Regions from separate parts of the Homo sapiens genome. Here region 1 is linked to region 2. Evidence: chromatin contacts called from ENCODE Hi-C data. All regions are on one chromosome and are shown on one strand. Each heading gives the region's core, a stretch centred on a gene start or an enhancer-like site at or near the end of the contact. The rest is flanking DNA. Distances are from core to core; before and after follow the strand shown.

Evidence for each region. Hi-C counts contacts between places; a loop is a spot of excess contacts on that map. Pooled maps may share reads with other maps.
Region 1: a map of MCF 10A shows a loop between it and region 2 (4-fold over the local background). The contact joins two enhancer-like sites. A Hi-C loop is called at or near these places in 8 of 168 maps with a recorded cell type or tissue (A673, Caco-2, Calu3 and 5 more) and 4 of 50 pooled maps.

Annotation. Positions count from the first base shown.
Region 1 is chr7:16,683,556-16,686,817 of GRCh38, forward strand. BZW2 (basic leucine zipper and W2 domains 2) reads left to right here. Exons shown (of 12, transcript NM_014038.3): 6 at 2,350-2,485. Among named protein-coding and RNA genes, the nearest start is that of BZW2, 39 kb to the left of the region's middle. Within about 2 kb of position 1,461, at least 2 of the 41 ENCODE cell types and tissues checked have a DNase peak (open chromatin) inside an H3K27ac peak, as active enhancers do.
Region 2 is chr7:16,598,319-16,601,941 of GRCh38, forward strand. ANKMY2 (ankyrin repeat and MYND domain containing 2) reads right to left here. Exons shown (of 10, transcript NM_020319.3): 10 at 1,461-2,627. The coding sequence ends at 2,443. Among named protein-coding and RNA genes, the nearest start is that of ANKMY2, 46 kb to the right of the region's middle. Within about 2 kb of position 1,680, at least 2 of the 41 ENCODE cell types and tissues checked have a DNase peak (open chromatin) inside an H3K27ac peak, as active enhancers do.

The sequences.
Region 1 (3,262 bases), core at 211-2,710, 85 kb after region 2:
AAAGGGAATAAAAGCACCTCTTTGGAGATAGAGTATATAGGTGTAATTCTCAATACTCTTTCTCATCAGTGAAATCCACAGTAGCATCTCCTTAAAGATGTCCTCTTTTGAGTAATTGCATGTTCCCTCTTCCAATTTGTAACTCCTGTATTTATATATGGCACCCACTACCTTTACTTGTTTCAGATTTGTTTGTTACTTTGTCATTGCTTCCAATTTTAGATAACTATCTAAAGTAAAAAACCAAGTGAAAAAAGTAACCATAACATATACTTACTTCTTCCCTACTTACTTACTCTCCCCGCTCCTCCCCACCTAACTGCACCCCACCCCACCCAGTTCAAAGTGGTTCTGTGTATAATATTGAAGAGCAATTTGGCAATAGTCATTAAAAGAAATGTTTCTTACATGACCCATGACCCAGCCGTCATGAATTTATAAGAATCCATTAGCATGGATATATAAAGCTATATGTATGAAGATGTCACCACAGTATTGAAAAATAGCCTAAATGTTCATTGGTGGGAGATGAAGACTGTTTAATTAAATTACAATCTATCTATACAGTGGAATACTATGCAGTCTTTTATACTTGTAGGCATAACTACATGTATTAATAAGGGAAAATGCCCATGACAAATTAAGTGGAAATGCGAGGTGCAAAGCAACCATTTGGTAGTAGTTTGACCTGGGGCAAATTACTTAATATCTTTGTACCTTAGTGTTCTTTTCTGTAATTGGAGATGGAGACTGTTGTAGGTATTAATACACATAAAGGGATCAGAAGAGTGTCTGGTCCACTCAACAAGTTTTAGCTATCATTAGCATATAATGCAGTAAAAAACAATATGTGTGTATACATGTAATTATGTTTTAATGTTGATTAATATAATTGAGCAATGTGGTTATTATTTTTATGATGATCTAATTTTTGTACCATTTCTATGTGATTAAGTATATTTTAAATGAATATGGTTATATGTGTGAGCTTAAAGAAGTGGTGTTAAAATTTTATTTTAGAGGCTAATTTTTATTATTCTCGTTTAAATGTTATTTATTTTTATAATGGAGGAAAAGGACAAATTGACATGAACTGTCTATATTTATGTTAGTTCTTTCATTCTTCCCCATTTCTGATGCTCCTTGGAACTTAAGCCTTTCAATCCCTCATTCCCTCACTCCCTGGCACTTACTTAGATGTTAACTTCTTTTTAATTTGTTGAGAATTTAATAGGTATAAATTGAGAGGCAAATGGACTGGTTTGTTTCCAGTTCTGCCACTTTCACATAATGTAAATAGTCTATAATATAATAATCCTTCAATTCTTGGGGAATAGTAAGTTAATATTTTCTTATCCCCTACACAGTTAGTGGAATAATCATGTCATCAGGGTGGAGACACTTAAGTCTCTATCAATGCCAGTGAATTTTGCATTGGCGCAAAATAATGGAAAATCAGCAAGGCCCCTGTGGTGATAGTGGCCCCTGAGGAATTTCCATGGCAAGCCTAATAACTGCTGAAATGGAGAAAGTAACAGTAGAATGTAGTCAAAGCACAAAGCAGAGGAGAGTCAGGAGAGAGAAGGGCATCCCACAGGGCTGACTACTCTTAGAATTTAATACAGGAAGTGGGTTTTTCGTTTTATTTGCTTTGAGCTTACATTCAAATTTTCTAGGGTTGCTACTTTTTTAGTTCCCTGCCTCTGGGGCAAGAGAATCTAAAAGTTTACCAAAAAAACATCAAGAACCTAGAAAACCCCTTTCTCCCTCAACAGTCTTGTTTTGAAGACTGTTGTATTCCGTGAGCTCAGAAAAGTATATATTAAATGTCAAAAGCTTAACTTCGACTCTTTCCTGTTTTTTTTTTTTGTTTGTGTGGGGCTTTTTTTTGTTTCTATGTTTTTGCCGTACAAATTCTATTCAGAGAAAATGGGTACATGTAGCAGGGGAAGAGGTAGTCGCCCAAGGAAGTGGAAAAACTTGAAAAACAATACATTTCAGAAAACATGTCCATCATGTATACTTAACTCTCTTGCATGCACATAGTCAAACATAAATCCATCTGTTTACATATCATCCAAATATCTCTTTTCCTTTCCATGAATGTTATCTACAGCTGTGAGTAAATTAACTGAGAAGAAAGGAACTCTGCCTGCTCAAGTCACTTTCCACAGCATCCAGTTTATCATGAAATGAATTACTATGCTTTGCATATGACCTTCTGTTTGTGTGCCACGTAGCCATGGATGTTCACAGTTTATCTTCCCACTTCAGTCCTTTGCTTCATAGACATGGTTCCTTTTTTTTTCTTTTTCTTTTTCTTTTTTTTTTTTTTTTTTTGACCCACAGCTTCTCCTCTTCCTTAAAGCCTTTTCCGAAACAGAGCAGACAAAGTTGGCGATGCTGTCGGGGATTCTGCTGGGCAATGGCACCCTGCCCGCCACCATCCTCACCAGTCTCTTCACCGACAGCTTAGTCAAAGAAGGTAACGAGGCTCCTGTTTTCTCGCCTGTCAGACAACAAAAGAAAAATAAAGTCACAGATAGTTAGAAAAATGCCAGTGGCTCTTTTTGGTGTCCTCTATTACTCATTCTTCATTTAAGAGAATATCTTTGTATGGGTGTATATTGCCTTTCAAATAATAAAAGGAGTGGACTTGTTAATTGTAGGAAGTTTGAAGGAAAAAATATGCACACCTGTACAAAGACATATTAAGAAAGACTAATAGCAAATTAAAATCTCATGGAAGACTTGATGCCTAGGTCAAATACCCCGAAATCGATCTGGTAATCTTTTTGCCCTTCGACACAAAATGGCAGCCTTTAACTTTCACCCCTATTATAAGAACAAAAACTGTTCCCCTCTCAAGGTCTAGAGAAACTGATGCTCAGATATTCATTTTGATTGCACTTTTTAAGATACTCATTGTCTCAGTTTTAGAAAACAATTTTAAGTCTGCTGCATTAGAAGGAGTCTTGTTTTAATTTTAAGGCATTAAGGGTTGGATAGGCATGCATACCATGGTTTGGTTATAGAATAAAATAAAAGTCGGCTGTTTACTTGTAGGAGGATAATGATAGTCAAATTACAATGCAACACAAAACAGTTATTTTTCCTTAAAAATAAATTAAAAGAGCTTTTGTGAGAACATCTGTTTCTTCTGAGAACTTAAAGTTTTCCTCCTACATATATGAAGTCCTAGCTTCATTCATGCCTATAGTGAAAGAAAGGAGTCATAGTTTTCTTGTAGCTAAGGAAAGAA
Region 2 (3,623 bases), core at 430-2,929:
CCAGTACATCTGGAGTTCCTCTCTGAATATGCTTACCTATCTTCCACCCAACATCTAACTCCTTAAAGTTCCCCAGCTTCCCACAGCTTGGGAGGAAGGTGTCTTTAGAGCAAGAGCTCTCTCCTTTTCCATTCCTGGCCAGGAATAAAACCTGCCTGCCTTTTTTCCCCCAAATGTATGTTCTTTTTTGCAGCTAATGCAGAGCAGGGAAATAACTCAGTTTACTGGCTGACAATTTCTTCTGCTTTTCCACAACCCTCCATGGTATGCAAAGACAGGGGCCGTGCCCTCTTGCCAGAGTCCTCCACAGCATGTGACAGAGTGGGGTGAAGAAAAGGAGAATTGATGGTAACACAAACATTATAAAAAATCACTAAAATCCGGGAACTCAGGTAAAAAGCATGTCAGTGGGAGAGCGAGGGCTGGGAGGGCTCCTTTACTACCTAAAGATAAATGTTCATCAGTGTGTGTATAGATGAAGTACTTGGATGAATGATTTTATTTTTTTCGGAGGGAGGCTTGTCATGATTAACAAATTCAGTCTAAATTCGCTTGCTGAATTCCTAACCAGTTAACCCTCAACATTGAATTTACTCAAAGTCATCCTAGAGCCAGCATGGTATAGGGTGTGTGTGGTATAGGGTATATGTTTGGGCTAGGAAAAAAATAATGGAGTGTCAGGAAGATAAAAATCCACAAGATAGGCCGGGCACAGTGGCTCACGCCTGTAATCCCAGTGTTTTGGGAAGCCGAGGCAGGTGGATCACCTAAGGTCAGGAGTGTGAGACTAGCCTGGCCAATATGGTGAAACCCCATCTCTACTAAAAACACGAAAATGGCCGGGCGCAGTGGCTTATGCCTGTAATCCCAGCACTTTGGGAGGCCGAAGTGGGTGGATCACGACGTCAGGAGATTGAGACCATCCTGGCTCACATGATGAAACCCCGTCTCTACTAAAAATGCAAAAAATTAGCTGGCGTGAACTGGGGAGGCAGAGCTTGCAGTGAGCCGAGATTGCACCACCGCACTCCAGTCTGGACAACAGAGTGAGACTCTGTCTCAAAACAAACAAAAAAAAGTACAAAAATTAACTGGGCGTGTTGGCGGGCACCTGTAATCCCAGCTACTCAGGAGGCTGAGGCAGGAGAGTCACTTGAACCTGAGAGGCGGAGGTCACAGTGAGCTTGAGATAGTGCCATTTCACTCCCGTGTGGGCGACAAGAGCCAAACTCCATTTCAAAACAAAAACAAACCAACAAACAAACAAAATCCACAAGATAGAATTTGATCAGCAAAGTGAGGTGAGAATTCTAGTCATTTTGTTCTGCAATTGTACATATTAAAATAATTATTACTTTGCTGTTCTCCAATATTTGTCAAGTTCCCTATTATTTTTTAAGTTCTCTAATACTTCTCTAATATTTGCCACTCCCCAGCAAATTATAAAACAAGATGAGTTGTTTATATTTGTAGGCACAATTTATTTTAAAATCCACACAAGAAACCCAGAAATGCAGCATTATCTTCAGACATCACATTCTAGCTCTGTTTAAATACCACATATGCTAAAAACCGACGCCAGGACATTCTCTAAATGAGTTACAAATCAGTTTCTGGAAAGGAAGTGCTCCATGAAAAGCTTATAGCAAGATAACTCAGGCTTTCAGGTGGAGTATGGCACGTGAATTAGCCTTACAGTAATTGTGTACATAGTATGTTTAGTCATTATTGAATCAAAAGTTTCAGGAAGTACCTTTTTTAATGCATACGCTGAGAGAACCGTCAATATGCCTTTGTTCCTGCTGAGGGATCTGCCATTCTGGAGGTACAAATACTGCAGATAGAATATCACCGCAGGACTACGTCAAGTTCAGAGTGTTCAGGATCATTTCTATATAAAACTACAATTAGCTGAACTATGGCAAAGGTCCTTGAACATAAAGCCTTTCTTCATTTCATTGCATCTTAATAAGTAGAATGCCACTACCGTAAATGCTGCTTATATGTATTTTATTCACATATAAGTTATGATTTTTCTAACTACCCTCTGTAGCTATAAATTTTTCCCTTCCTGAAAATCTCTCTTCCACACCTGTTCTGCTTGTCCCTTTGTTCCCTAAAGCCTGTATTTTTTCTTTAAGGGGATCTATTTTCCTTTGAAACAATTGCTGGAAAGCCAGCCTCAGAAAGGTAATAGGAATGTTTTTCCTGTATTTTGAAACAAAAAATTTTCCATAGGAATATCCATTCAATTATAGAACAGAAATCAATAGGAAATTAGGGCATGGTCAACAGGGGTTTGCTTGAAAACCTGTATTCTATGAAATGTGGAATCCTGCCATGGTGCCACGCAGGTATAACAAGGTGAGGACAATGCATTCCTAGGAGTTTTCCAGCTTCTTGCAGGGTGAGGATCATCCACACTGGCACTTGCTCTGGCTTTTACTCCTCAGACACCTGTGGCCCTGCAGGAGCATCCTGTAAGCCTTCCAACTCAGCTTCGCTTTCAAGAGATTCTTTCTTTCCTTCCCCGGAATCTTCAGGATTGGAATCCTTTTGAGAGATACCTACTTCAGCCTCTGGTTGCTCTTCATTAACACAGTTAGAATTGACATCAAGTTTGCCGTCTGATTAAAAAAAGAAGAAGTTATTTTGTTCCTACCATGTGTCAGACACTCTTCTCAATGCTTTACATGTATTATTTAATCTTCCTATCAACTACATGAGGTATATTAGTATCTCTACTGTCATCGCTAACGTTATTTTACAAATGAGAAAACTGAGAAGAGAGAGGTTTGGTAGCTTGCTGCAAGTTTCCTGGCTAGTGAAACAGCAGAACCAGCATTTGAACTCAGGCCGCTGGCTCCAAAGCCATCTCTAAATCAAGATTGTTGCTTGGGATTTGACAAAGCCTGTATTTGAATACAGCTTTTCTGTGAATTTATTTGATGTCCTTGGAGAGGTAATTGCCTGCATGAAGTTGTTTCCCTTGTCTATAATATGCAGGTAATAAAGGCTATCCTACATTGGTGAAGAATAAAGTTGTCTGTAACATTTAGAGCAGTGTTTGGTGCATGAATGATGCTTAACAACTGGGAGTGCCCATTCTACTGACAATCTTATTCTCCCTCAATAGTGTGTTAGTAATGAACATTTGTTACTTTCTGTCCTTAGCACATAGAATAAAAAAGTTTGGTCAAGAAAACAAGAGAAGGCATGGCAGTCAGAAAGCCTGACTATTCTCTTAAGGATAAATGGTTTAATTGTGTACAAACCATTTAATTCCACTGAGAGTATATCTCAACCCAGTAGTAAAGCGGATATGGTTCCTTGAGAGATGGAGGCAGAAATGCCTGGTATCAGAATAACCGAGGCATCTTTTTCAAATTACATGCACTCCCCCAGAACATATGATACATTCTCTGGAATGAGGCATGAGGGTGGGGGCAGTTCTCCTCTCCAATCTGATAATCACTGCTGAAGCAACTCACTATTTCTGATGAAAATGGGTCACAAAACCTCAAGAGGGATGGAGAAAAAAAAATACAAAATTCACTGCTATGACACTTGTAGAAATTTGATCTGTATATTAGATCTGCAATTTAATGAATGATTTATAAATA